Regions from separate parts of the Homo sapiens genome. Here region 1 is linked to region 2. Evidence: chromatin contacts called from ENCODE Hi-C or POLR2A ChIA-PET data. All regions are on one chromosome and are shown on one strand. The core of a region is the stretch at or near the end of the contact, and the rest is flanking DNA. Distances in the headings are between cores, read along the strand shown.

Evidence for each region. Hi-C counts contacts between places; a loop is a spot of excess contacts on that map. ChIA-PET counts read pairs that join two places held with the same protein, here RNA polymerase II (POLR2A). Pooled maps may share reads with other maps.
Region 1: a pooled map shows a loop between it and region 2 (4-fold over the local background). The contact joins two enhancer-like sites. A Hi-C loop is called at or near these places in 2 of 168 maps with a recorded cell type or tissue (Caco-2 and cardiac septum) and 3 of 50 pooled maps. POLR2A ChIA-PET finds 5 or more read pairs at or near these places in 7 of 52 experiments (BJ, OCI-LY7, Panc1 and 4 more).

What each region holds. Positions count from the first base shown.
Region 1 is chr2:202,167,346-202,174,176 of GRCh38, forward strand. The region is part of intron 15 of KIAA2012; the gene reads left to right. Among named protein-coding and RNA genes, the nearest start is that of KIAA2012-AS1, 54 kb to the left of the region's middle. RefSeq lists enhancers at 3,555-4,373, 5,626-5,835. Within about 2 kb of position 5,308, at least 2 of the 41 ENCODE cell types and tissues checked have a DNase peak (open chromatin) inside an H3K27ac peak, as active enhancers do.
Region 2 is chr2:202,117,040-202,124,040 of GRCh38, forward strand. All of the region lies in intron 11 of KIAA2012, which reads left to right. KIAA2012-AS1 (KIAA2012 antisense RNA 1) reads right to left here and starts at 19. Exons shown (of 4, transcript NR_135244.1): 1 at 1-19. Within about 2 kb of position 4,937, at least 2 of the 41 ENCODE cell types and tissues checked have a DNase peak (open chromatin) inside an H3K27ac peak, as active enhancers do.

The DNA.
Region 1 (6,831 bases), core at 4,058-6,557, 51 kb after region 2:
CCTCAGAGTTTCTGATTCATTAGATCTGGGCTGAGGCCTGACGATTTGCATTTTTAGTAAGTTCTCAGGTGATTCTGATGCTGGTGGACCAGCAACCACAGTTTTGAATCGCTGCCCTGGGCCTTGTTTCCAGTATGTATTTCCCTGAATTTGGCAGCAACTCAATTTAACCTGTTCTTTTAAAAACAGTAGGAAGGAATACTGGACACAGTCACTCATGGTTCCAACCCCAGCACTTTGGGAGGCAGGAGGATCACTTCAGACCAGAAGTTGTTGGAGACCAACCTGGGCAATATAGCAAGACCCCTCCCCATGCCCTGCATCTCGGCCTCTAAAAATTTTTTTTTAATTAGCCAGGCATGGTAGTGAGGACCTGCAGCCCTAGCTACTCAGGAGGCTGAGGCAGGAGGATCCCTAGAGCCCAGGAGTTCAAGGCTGCAGTGAGTTGAGACTGCACCACTGCACTCCAGCCTGGATGACAGAGCAAGACCCTGTCTCTAAGAAAATAAAATAATAATAATAATAATAGGTAGTGGGGAAGGAATTGGTTGGCAGGCACTGTTTAGGCAGCATCATTGTGATCAAGAGTACTGATTATGTAGTCTGATTCCCAGGGTTCAAGTTCTAGCACCACCACTTACTAGCTGTGTGACCTTGAGTAAGTTACTAAACTTCTCTGGGCATCTTTTTTCTTCCTCTGTAAAATGGGGATACTAACAGTACTTATCTCATGGGGTGGTTGTGACAAAGAAGAGTTAACTATGTAATGTGCTTAGAAAAGTACCCGTCATAGGGCCAGGCATGGTGGCTTACACCTGTAATCCCAGCACTTTGGGAGGCTGAGGCGGGTGGATCACAAGGTCAAGAGATCGAGACCGTCCTGGCCATCATGGTGAAACCCCATCTCTACTAAAAATACAAAAATTAGCCAGGTGTGGTGGCACGTGCCTGTAGTCCCAGCTACTCGGGAGGCTGAGGCAGGAGAATCACTTGAACCCGGGAGGCGGAGGTTGCAGTGAGCCGAGATTGTGCCACTGCATTCCAGCCTGACGACAGAGCAAGACTCTGTCTCAAAAAAAAAAAAAAAAAGAAAGAAAAAAAAAGAAAAGTACCCATCACAAAGTGCTCAAAAAGGGATATTCATCTACTCTTTAAAAATCTTTAATAGGAGCCACAATTTGCTCCTTGTCAGGAGAGCCTTATTCTAAGGTAATAACATAATGATTTCTTTACTTTCCCAGTCTGGGTGGCATAAGGGGTATTGGGGGTGCTTTTGGGGGATGCATGTAGTCCTCTGCTTAAGTCCAGGTATGGGCAGCAGACCCAAAATGAATGAAGCAGCCTTCCAGCCTCTGCATTCAGTGAAGTTACTGTGACATAACTCCTTGGGACATGACAGAACTGCTTTAAGAGTCTTAGGAGGAGTGAGAGATTTGGGGAACCCTGCATGAGGTGCAGGGGGTCCTTAAGGAGCAGCCTGGAACAATGTGGGGGTGGGGACGAAAGGCAGGTATTGTGGAAATTCTCAGAAACAAATAAGCCATTTCCATCATTTCTGTTCTGTCAAAAAAAGGAGGCCCAGAGCCCTATTGCCTTATTCAAGAGACAGATGTGTAGTAGATAGGATGTTGGTACAACTGTTCTAACAAAGGCCAAAGTAAAGTGACTTCAAACGAGATGGAAGGGTTATTCCTCTCTGATGGAAAAGTCTGAGCTGGCAGGCAGGGGGTCCCTGGGATCCATGAAGTCTAATTCAATTGCACAAATGCTTAATTGGGTGGCTACTAAGTACCACCTATAGCCCCATGTGTTATGTGAGCTGCTTGAAGGCAAGGATCATGCCTTATTCAGGCCTGGTAAATGTTTCCTAAATGAATGAATGAGTCAAATGTATGAATGAATGAATATGCTAAGTATTCAAAGGATTCAAAGATGACAAAACCAAGTTTCCTACCCTCAAGGCCTCACAGTGAAGACTTCAACTGCAGGCATGATGTTCACTGTGAGGAAACAGTGCCTCCCAGGGTTACTAAGGTCACAGCCCTCTAACTAGGGTGCAGTCAAGGAACCTACAGCCACCAGCCAGAACCTGCACCTTCACCATAGACCCAGAAGCAGCCAACAGGCAACAGGTAACTAATGCTGATGGGGAAGGAGGACACTGGCTCTGTCAGCTTCTCAGTGAGTGTCCCAGCAGCCAATGCCCTCATTAACCTGATAAGGCTGGTCTAATTCGTGGCTAGTGTACCAAGTCGTTTCATCATAGTGCAGTCTAGACCAGAGATTTTTGTAAGAACCACCTATCTAGACCCATTCTAGCTAGCACCTGGGAGCTTATTAGAAAAGAGAATCTGGGGTCTCACCCCAGACCTGCCTGTTAACAAGGTCCTCAAGTGATTCGTATGCCCACTGATGTCTGGGAAACACTGAAATCTATTCATCGAGGAAACTGGGTTTCAGATTCAAAAGACATGGATTCCTTTACCAGCTGTGCCTTTGATTAAGTCTGTAGTTTAGGGAAGGGCGGATTGCTTCTCTGGGCCTTGGTCTCCTTTCCCATAAACCAAGGAGGTCGGGATGGATCATCTCTAGGGCCCCATCCCATTCTCATGCTCTGGCCGTCTATGAGTCGCTCAGGCTTGCACAGTGGTAGGCTGTAGATCCAGGACTGGGGCGGGGCCTCCTTCCCAAGCTCATCCCCCACCCCCACTTCCGGGGAAGGCTGGTCTGCCACCTTCACTGTGTCCTACATAAATCTCTTCTACCACCCAGCCTCCCTCAGGTGACAGCCTGGGAGGAGGCCATCCCTGTGCCATTTGTGAGCCCTGGCTCAGTGCAGCAACAAGTGAGTGAGAGCTCAATGGGTCAAGATGGGAGCACTGCTTTGCCACGGTTCTCTGGCATGGCATGAGGACTCCATAAACCTCTGGGCCTCTGGAGGCTTCCACTTCCTGATCTGAAAATAACAAAATTGACCTTCCAATCTCTGTTTCTCACTTTCTGTGATTCAATGACATTGGAACTGTTTCTGTTAAGGGGAAAAGCAGAATCCACGGTGCTACCACTGAGATAGCTCCATGGTTCAGCCTCCAGGTTCAGGCCGTCTTAAGTCTTTAACCACCGACTGCATGAATGGAAGCTTCCATTATTCACTCAGCATACACTTGCTGATCCCTACTAAGTTTCATAGCCTTCATGGTTGGATAAAACACACTCCTTACTGCAGCTCCCGCTTTGGTGGAGGAAACAGATATGTGTGCAGACAGCTCCAGTGAGTGGAGTGTGATCAGTGCTCTAAGAGAATACAGGAAGGACAACTGATCCAGACCGGGGCAGAAATCTGATCCAGATAGAGAGAAATCAGGTAGGGCTTCCTGTAGGAGGTAATGGCTGACATGAAGGAAGGCATTTACGAACCTAGACTGCGTTCACCCATTTGTGATGAAGACATCAAGAGAAGGCAGCAGTTCACACTCCCTGTGTGCCAGGCACCAGGCTATGCATTTTCTGTAAAGTGCCTCATTTAACTTTTATACTAATCCTGTAAAGAAGCAGGCCTTGGTATCCCTATTTGTCAGATGAGACAATTGAGGCACAGAGTGGTTAAGTACCACATCCTTGCTCGCAGAGCTGGGCAACAGTGAGGCTGACCTCCCCAGGCTGTCTGCATAGATTAATGCTGGATGTTAACAGCTATCAAAAAGAGGGTTCGCCCCCCACGGGAGAAAACAGCAAGGTCCGGGGAAATAGAGATTTAAAGAAATACTACACACACACACACACACACACACACACAGACATATACACACACACATTCATACATAGACACACACACAGACACATATACACAGACACACATGCACACACACACACACACACCCCAACTAGAGAAATATGAATGAAAAGATTCTTCAAGCAGTTTTTTTAAAGGGAATAAAAAGGTGTGGCCAATCGGGGAGGGAGGCCAAAGTGGTCCAGCAGTGCGGCATCTGCGCCTCCGCGGCGGCAGGGGCCCCGCAGCAGGCGCGCTGGGAGCAGCTTCTCTCGGGGCCTGCCGCGTTTATGGCTTCAATAGCGCCGCTCCGGGTCCCCGCGGCGTCGGAGAGGCTTCTGCCTAGCGCCTCTCTGCTGCGCGAGGTCGTCCCGGCCTTACAAAAGGAGCTCCTCGCTGGTGAGCTCAAGACCCCAGGCGGGCTCTCCCCGAAGGGTCACTTCTCCGAGTGTGTCGCCTCCTTTAGTCTTTTCTTTTCCTCTCTGTGGTGGCTTGTGATGTCTCTAACGCTGGGGCCTCCTATGGACTCCATCCCGAGATGGAGACTGGCAGAGCTAGAAGGTCTAAACATCTGAAAAGCAGGCACGCATAGTCCCTGGGGAGAAGGCAGGGAGGCAGGCAAACCCCTGGAGTGCCACCCAAACAATTGGACTTTTTAATTGATACTGTTTTATTTTGGCCAATTTTCCACTTAGGGGTGGAGAAAAGGGAAGTAATTTTTGGCATTTACTTTTTTTTTTTTTTTTTTTGGAGACAGAGTCTTACTCTGTTGCCCAGGCTTGAGTGCAGTGGCGTGATGGCTCACTGCAACCTCCGCCTCCCAGGTTCAAGCAAGTCAGCCGCCTCAACCTCTCGAGTAGCTGGGATTGCAGGCGCCTGCCACCACGCCCTGCTAATTTTTGTATTTTTAGTAGAGACGGGTTTTCGCCAGGCTGTTTGCGGGCTTACGCCCGCGTCGGCCTCCCAAACTGTTGGGATTACAGGCGTGAGCCACCGCGCCTGGCCATTTTTGGCATTTACTATGAAGCAAGACGTAATGCTAGGTGCTTTATGTACTTTGAGCTTATTTTATCCTCACTATAACCTTATGAGGCAAAGTGCATTGTTTCTATTCCACAGATGAGGAAAATGAGGCTCAAAGAGGTTAGGTAACTTGCCCAAGGGGCACACAGCCAGTAAGTGGAGAAGCTGAGAGATGAACCCAGGTTTCTATGACTCCATGCTCCTTGAATCTTTGAGTTGTGATGCCATCCCTGTGTTTCTGAGAGGAAATAGTAAAAAGTCAGGGAAACATCACGAAATTATGGCAGTATGTTTTTTAAGCCAGCATGAATCTTGGAGGTGATCTAGAAGTTCTTTTATATTATGGATGAAGAAACCTGAGGCCTACAAGTCAAGAGAATCGTGCATGACAACTAATTATTAAAACCAGGGTAACTGGAGTCTGCCCAGTGTTAGTGGTTATCTAGTTCAGTTCAGTTCCGTTCAGGTCAGTTTCGTTTTGAAGACTTTTCCTTGGGCAGTTTCCAGCTTCAGGAATAAACAGCTCCAGAAGGAGCAAGTGTAATGATTGCCTGACCTGTGCAAAGAAGTGAGGAGTAGCCAGTGCTGGAAAAGTTCCTCCTAACACTGTGGAGAAAACAGGGAGACCAGAAGTGTGTGCCCAGGAGTCCTGGTGGTGCCACTCACCAGAATCTACAGCCTGGAAGATGGCACCATGCAAAGGTCTGGGGCTCCTTGCTCCCCACATTGCCCAGTATGATGCCTGCACAGTCATGGCACAGCACACTGCCAGGCCCTGCTATCTGCAGCCTGCAGTACTAGGTGCAAAATATTCTGCTAGTCCTTAGCACCTACATGACCTAACTCTGGTACTGCTCTATTTTTCCTCTGGGAAGTATTTCAAAGTTCTCCTTCATATTGGAAGAGGAGGAAGTAGGAAGTGGTGCACGCTTAAGAATGTTTCTGGTTTACTCCTACACAGCCCAGACTGGGGAAGTCCCCCGGGAAGTCCCCCAGAGTCCCAGAGAACAGCAGTCGTCCCTTGATTCTGAAAATTCTCTTCACCTTCCAGGAAGAAAAGCTCATTTCTAACAAGAGACCTAAATTTGTCAAAACCCAAAAGCAGCTAAAACTAGAGATAAGGACAACATAAGAAAGGAAAATTATAGGCCGGGCCTGGTCACTCACGCCGGTAATCCCAGCACTATGGGAGGCCAAGGCGAGCGGATCACCTGAGGCTGGGACTTCGAGACCAGCCTGACCAACATGGAGAAACCCCGTCTCTACTAAAAATACAAAATTAGCTGGGCGTGGTGGCACGTGCCTGTAATCCCAGCTACTCAGGAGGCTGAGGCAGGAGAATCGCTTGAACCCGGGAGGCAGAGGTTGCAGTGAGCCAAGATAGCACCATTGCACTCCAGCCCGGGCAACAAGAACGAAACTCCATCTCAAAAAATAAAATAAAAAAAGGAAAATTATAGACCAATCTCACTTATGATCAAACATACAAAACTCCTAAATAAACTATTAACCAATCAAATTCTTAAGCTTATATTTTTAAAAGTATTAACAATACACACAACTGAATTTGGTTTATCACAAGAATTCAAAGAGGGTCTAACATATGAAAATATATTTATAATCCACACTAAGAGGTTAGTGGGGAAAAGCCTTAGGGTCATCTCAATAGATGCAAAAGGAAAAAAATAAAATTCACCCATTCCCAATTAAAACTTATCAGACTAAGAATAGAAGAGGGCTTCTTGATTTTGACAAAGAGTATCCATGAAAAACCTATAGTAAACATCACACTTGAATACTTGAATGGTAGAACTTGAGAAGCATTCTTTTTTTTTCTTTTTTGAGACACAGTTTTGCTCTTGTCGCCCAGACTGGAGTGCAACGGCACGATCTCGGCTCACTGCAACCTCTGCCTCCCAGGTTCAAGCAATTCTTCTGCCTCAGCCTCCCAAGTAGCTGGGATTACAGTTGCTCACCACCGCACCTGGCTAATTTTTTGTATTTAGTAGAGATGGAGCTTCACCATGTTAGTCAGG
Region 2 (7,001 bases), core at 3,687-6,186:
CCCAGTCAAGTCTTCAGATGACTGCATCCCTGGCTGACACTCTGTCTGTGACCTCACAAAAGGCTGCACCAGAACCACACACCTAAGCCACTCCAAGATTCCCACAGAAACTGAGGCATAACAAAGGTTTATTGTTTTAGGTTTCAGGATCATTTATTTTGCAGTAATAGATAACTAGTATTCTAGATAACTAGTATTCTTGGTGTCATTTTGTGATGGTCTGTGATTTGGTTGACAGAAAGATGAGTCTAAGAATATCCCAGCTGGTCTGAAAACACTGATCATTTAGGGGTAAACATAGGCTAAGTGACTGTTCTCCCATTTTTCCTTTGTGATAAGTTGGTTGTGGGACCCCACGGGTAAAAGAATCCTTCCATGTTGGTGGGGTACTGTTTAAAGTATGATTTTCCTTAAGTAGCCCATCTCTTAGTAGCTGTTACCTTACTGATGATGCCGAGAGATGTAAGGGAGGACAATTAATTTTGATAAGGCCATGTGAGGAAGAAGAAAAAACTCTGGTTTTATTCCCACCTGTACTGCCCAGGATTTCTGTGATCACAGGCAAATAACTTCATTGCCTTGGACCTCAGCTTCCTCATATGGAAAAAGAGGAGTTGGTATTAGATCCAGTCCTCACAGCACATGTCCCGTCGAACTCCAATTCCTCAGAAGGTTAACAGGCATTGTGTAAAAAAGGAAAGGTTCTAGGGCCAGATACATTTGGAAACCAGTGGACCAAAGTTAAGCAGATCCCTTACCGCAGGACTTCCTAGAGCCTCCGATATGCTGATGTGCACCGTGGTTCTTCAGGATGGGGATATGCACTGTTTCCCAAACTTATTTGATCACTGAATCCCTTTGTTTTTGGTAAAGCATCATGTGGATCTAAAAAGTTTTTGGCAAACTTTGGAAAATGCTAAACTGATGATTTCTAAGGTTCTCCTAACATGGCATGTTTCTAAATATGCCCCTTTCCCCAAGGAGATTCTCTCGGTGGAGCAGTTCTTGTGTCTAAATCCTGAAACAGGATTTCAGCCATTAATCATTTGTGACTATTATTATTTTTATTCTCTAAACATCAGTTCTGAATCATAGAGTCCACAATCCATCCATCTCTGGATAGGAAGAAATACAGGAAGATAGGAGCCCCACGTGGTTATAGTGTACACTGCCCCTTGTGCCTTTTCAGTGTTTTTCATAACCCTCATGAGAAATAATGTTGGCAGGTGTTACCAGTACTAGTGATCTCTGGTCAAATGTTTGAGTAAAGGAAAATGTGGCTGGATATGGTCTCTGGGCACCCAGCATTTCCTTCCAGTGGGTGTTCCTGTACTACAGAGGCTAGAAGGCTAAAAACTACATTTCCCAGATAATCTTTGCAGCTAGGGAGCTGGATGCAAATTATTTTCTGCCAATTAGATGTGCTTGCATGAGATTTGGAGAGCAGAAGTGAGGCAGAAGCATCAAAGCTCTGGGCACTGAGCTCATGAAGACTGAGCATGATAAGAGGCAGTTACTGTATAGTAACTCTGTTTCTTCTTAAAAATATTTGGGCAGTTTCTGTTCTGGGCTGAACCCTGACTAAAAAGCTCTCCTTACAAAAATTACAGGAGATTCCCATCAGGCTTGGCATGGCGCTAAGTTAGGTCTATCACACGTACCACAGTGTTGAGAGATTGTAGAAGGGCAGGCTGTGATAGCTGCATTTGTCCCAGCCTTCAGAAGGAAGCAGTGTTCTTTCCCTCACTGTAGTGAGACCAGTAAGGCCTCACAGCCCACTCTGGAAGGTGTCCTGATAGCCACCAGTAGGGAGCTACTAAAACACAGTAGGGACTCTCCTTCATTTCCTTTGACAGAAACCTCTTGTGATTCCTAGAAACATAAAGACTTCCCTACCTCATATGTAGCTGAAAAGGTGGCATCATCACCACTTTATGGCTTCCGAAGAAGAAACATGTCAAGAATAATAGCTTGCGGCCAGGCGCGATGGCTCATGACTGTAATCCACTTTGGGAGGCTGAGGAGGATGGATCACCTGAGGTCAGGAGTTGTTGAAACCCTGACTCTACTAAAAATACAAAAATTAGCCAGGCATGATGGCGGGTGCCTGTAATCCCAGCTACTCGGGAGGCTGAGGCAGGAGAATTACTTGAACCTGGGAGGCAGAGATTGCAGTGAGCCAAGATAGTGCCATTGCACTCCAGCCTGGGCAACAGAGCGAGACTCCGTCTCAGGAAAAAAAAAAAAGAATAATAGCTTGCTTTGAATCCACTAGCTATTCATTTTTTGAAGAAAAAATCAATACAAAGTACTGAAGAATGTATTATTTCTTTTTTTTAAGATGATGGTACTTATGTCATTTTTTACAGAACCTGTGAAGTTATGAATTCTACCTCCCTTGCATTTGTTCTGTTTCAGAGAACCCTAGAGTCAAGAGGGAACTTAGGCATCACCGTCATCAGTATTTAAGCAAAAGAAGCATTTAATCAGACTTTCTGAGGATACCAGTAAATAAAACAGATAAAAGCAGAACTATCTGGTTGAAGTGGAGATGGTCTAATTATGTCCCTCCCAACTTCTCTGAACCCAACTAACTCTTCCCCTCCTAAGATGGTTCTAGGAGTGGGGGTGGGGGACTATGCAGGGCCACTAGAGCTATGTGACAATTAGAAAACCTGCTGGGCCAGGCACGGTGGCTCATGCCTATAATCCCAGCACTTTGGGAGGCTGAGGCAGGAGGATCATTTGAGCCCAGGAGTTCGAGACCAACCTGAGTGATATCTTTTGGCTGTGTCCCCACCCAAATTTCATCTTGAATTGTAACTCCCACAATTCCCACATGTCATGGGAGGAACCCGGTGGGAGGTGATTGAATTATGGGGGCAGCTCTTTCCTGTGCTGTTCTCCTGATAGTGAATGAGTCTCAAGAGATCTCATGGTTTTAAAAAGGGGAGTTTCCCTGCACAAGCTCTCTTTGCCTGCTGCTATCCATGTAAGATGTGACTTACTCCTCCTTGCCTTTTGCCATGATTGTGAGGCCTCCTCAGCCACATGAAACTGTGAGTCCAATTAAACCTCTTTCTTTTGTAAATTGCCTAGTTCCAGTTATGTCTTTATCAGCAGCATGAAAACAGACTAATACACTGTGCAACATAGTGCGATCCCGTCTCTGCAAAAACTTTTAAAAATTAGCTGGGCCTGGTGTGCACACCTGTGGTCCCACCTACTCCAGGGGCTGAGGTGGGAGTATTGCTTGAGCCTGGGAAGTCAAGGCTGCAGTGAGCCATGATTGCACCACTGCACACCAGCCTAGGTAATAGAGTGAGACCTTGTCTCAAAAAGAGAAAAGAAAACCTCTGATTTTATGGATAAGGAAACTGATGCCCAAAGAGGTATGATTTGCTCAAAGCCACACAGCTTTTATATGGCAAATCCAAGGCTCAAACCCAGATCTTCCTTCATCCAGTGAGGCCAGAGCTTTTCCCACTGCATCACACAGCTTCTAGTCCCTCTTATCCAGGTTTCCAAGCTTCAAGGACCTCAAAGTTCCCTCTCTACTGTGATGCTTTACCTGACCACCTCTGCCACAACGATTGCTATTTCCTTACGTTCCACTCATTCTTACCACCTGGGTCTCTTACCAAGCACTCCCTCACATCTTTTATCCTTTGTACTATTTTTCTTCTTTCCCCTCCTAGATTTAAAATTCCTGTGAGTAGATCCCCCTCATCTACCTCTGAATATCACAGAGAACACATTTGGTACTCCCAGAGTATTTCTCATAATATTTACTGAATATTATGAATATTGACTGAATAATATTTATAAAAGGAATAATGGAAGAATGTGTTCAGCTAAATTCTAATAATAGAATCCCCCACCCTGGATTTTAGCTGAACACATGGCTGCCTACCCAGAGATTATGCTTCCCAGACTCACTTGCAGCTAGGTATGGCCATGTGACCAAGATTTGACCAATGGGATGTGAGTGGAAGTAACACATGCAACTTCCAGGTCATTTCCTTAAAAGGAAACTGTTTGCCCTTCCCCTCCTCGTTCTCCTTGGACTTGGTCGTGGTAATAGCTTCAACCATGTGGAAGAGAACAATTCCATATGGGATGATGGAGTACTAAGATATTAGGAACCAGGGTGCTCAGGTAACTTTACGGAGCAGAGCCACCCTGATCGGCCTGCCTGCCTACCTCTGGACTTGTATGTGCAAGAGAAATAAATGTTTATCTTTTTGCGTCTCTTGTTTTACATCAGCTTACCTTGTGCCTTAACAGAATGCAACTATAATATCTGCCAACATACTTCACATTACTTTGTGAAAATCAAATCAGATCACACTTGCACTCCATCTTGTAAAGTATTAAGTAAAATTCCAATATGAAATATGGTTGAACCTCAAAGAAGGCCCATTACATGTGTGTTTGACTCCTTCGATACAATATACTGAATACCTCCCATATGCAAGGGACATGGAAGGATGTTAATATTGAGAGCAAACACTCTCAGGCACCTTGCTATGCATGTCATCTTGTTCCCTTATCCCAACGATCCTAGGAAGTGAGTATTTTCAATCACATATCATAGGTAAGGAGACTGAAACACAGGGAGCTCACTTACGTGGTAAGGGCAGAGCTGGGCTTCATTCCCAGGCCTGTCTGTCCTCACTCCACATACCAAAGCTCCACCCCAGGCACTGCAGTCACTGCCCTCAAGGACCTCAGAGTCGACGTGGAGAACAGATTCACAAGCCAGTAACTGTACCACAAGGCAGAATGAAATGAGTGCCATCACAGAGGCCTAAGAGCACAATCCAGGGGTATTCCAGGAAGGAGCCATTAATTCTAGCCTAGGAGGTTGGGAAGGGCTTTTTACAGAGGAAGTTCCATTTACACTGACCTTTGAGAAACGAGAAGTAGATAGACAGAGAAGGGGAGGGCCAGCCAGCCGAGACACCAGAATGAACAAAAAGAGGAACGTAGAGAACACGTGGATAATGAGGAGCAGCGTGGTGTGAGTGGACTGTGGAGGGGCTTCATGCTGGGGGTGAGGAGGAGCTGGGCCTGAAAGGCAGACCAGGGCCAGACCAGGGAAAGCCTTGTATGCCAGGAGAGAGCCAAAATGCTGCTGTTTAGGCAACAAGGAATCACAGATGTTTGAGGAGGGATGTCATGCAACCCAACACGTGAGCTAGCATGAAGGAACAGACAAGAGAAAAGGCAGAGGGCTCAGGCTACTGCAAAATCAGCCAGACAACACTGGGTGAGGGCCCTGGTGCAAGGCAGTGAGCAGCCATGCCTAAAAGGCATGCTCCCTAGGGCCACTGACTGGACGTGAGCATCTCAACCAGCACTCTGAGATCTGGGTCGCCCATGACAAGACTGTTTGCAGATCCTCTTTATAAAATTGGCTACAATGCTCATCTCCAATCTTCTACTCAAATCCGCTCTTTTTTTTTTTTTTTTTTGGAGACTGAGTTTCATTCTTGTTGCCCAGGCTGGAGTGCAGTGGCACGATCTCGGCTCACTGCAGCTTCCGCTTCTCGGGTTCAAGAGATTCTCCTGTCTCAGCCTCCCAAGTAGCTGGGACTACAGGTGGTGCACCACCACGCCTGGCTAAATTTGTTGTATTTTTAGTAGAGATGGGGTTTCACTGTGTTGGTCAGGCTGGTCTCAAACTCCTGACCTCAGGTGATCCACCTGCCTCGGCCTCCCAAAGTGCTGGGATTACAGGCGTGAGCCACAGCGCCCAGCCCAAATTATCTTTATTCTGTTTTTACTTTCAGTTAAGAAGGTTGTTTCGGAAAGGGGGGCATGTGTGTCTCCTGTATTGTAATTAAGCGAAAACAACAACTAAGGCCTGGAGCCCACATTGTCCCCACAGCAGCACCCACAGGGCCACCGCTCTGGCAGCCTCCCTCAAGCCAAGTCAAAAGTCCCACCAGCACACAGAAAAAAATAGATCCCCATGCCATGTGCCTCTCAGCTTGTCAGCAGTGCAGTGTGGCTGTTTTCTGGCTCCTGGGCTGTAGGGGAAATGGTTGAGCTTCCTAGCAGGCAGCTGTGGTAAATAATGAGTTCTAAGGAAAACCCTGAGAGCAAACTTCTTGGGAGCTACGAGGCAAAGGGCAGGGCGGTGGCGGTGACAGACGGTGTTCGTGTAGCCCTCCTCCGCCCTCTCGCCTGACACACAGAGCTTTCTCTTTCGTGACTGTTTTTTAGCCTCCTTTTCCCTTTCAACCACCCACCACTCAATTCTTTGAGGGAAAATTAACATTCATTATGCAATTTATCTCTCTCCGTTTAATCCAGAGTGTCTGTCTCCAAGGTCCCTACTCAATAATTAATGTTTGTTCTCATTTCCCATTCTCCAGAGCATCTATTCTTGAACCGTAGGGTCAACAATTAACACTAATTACGGCTTTTCCTCTCTCCAGTGTTGATGCTCAGAATCCCAGGCCGCCTGCTCAGCCTCAGCTATCGGTGCGCACGTGACCGTGTGTGTGCCCTGAGATGCAGGAGCACCGAGAGGCAGGCTTTGTCAAGCCCCACCGCAGTTTAGCAAATCAGTAAAACCCAAACATTCTTTCTTGGCATCCTCTCTAGTCTATTTGTTATTGGTAATGAGACGATGAAGCAAAAAATAAATAAATAAAATTATTTGGAGATGAGTTTGGTGGCTAGGCAGACTAGAAGATTTCTAAGTCTTTTCCGGTTTGAATTTTCTAGGATTCCTTTTTTTCTTCTCTGTTGCTCTCTCCCCGATATCTCACACCTCCCTCTCCCTTCTCTCTCTCTCCGCTTCTCTCTCTCTCTCATACAAACACACCAAATTTCCCTTTAAAAAACCTTTCTTCCTGCTGGGCATGGTGGCTCACACCTGTTATCCCAGCACTTTGGGAGGCAGAAGCAGGTGGATCAGCTGAGGTCAGGAGGTCGAGACCAGCCTGGCCAACATGGTGAAACCCTGTTTCTACTAAAAATACAAAAAA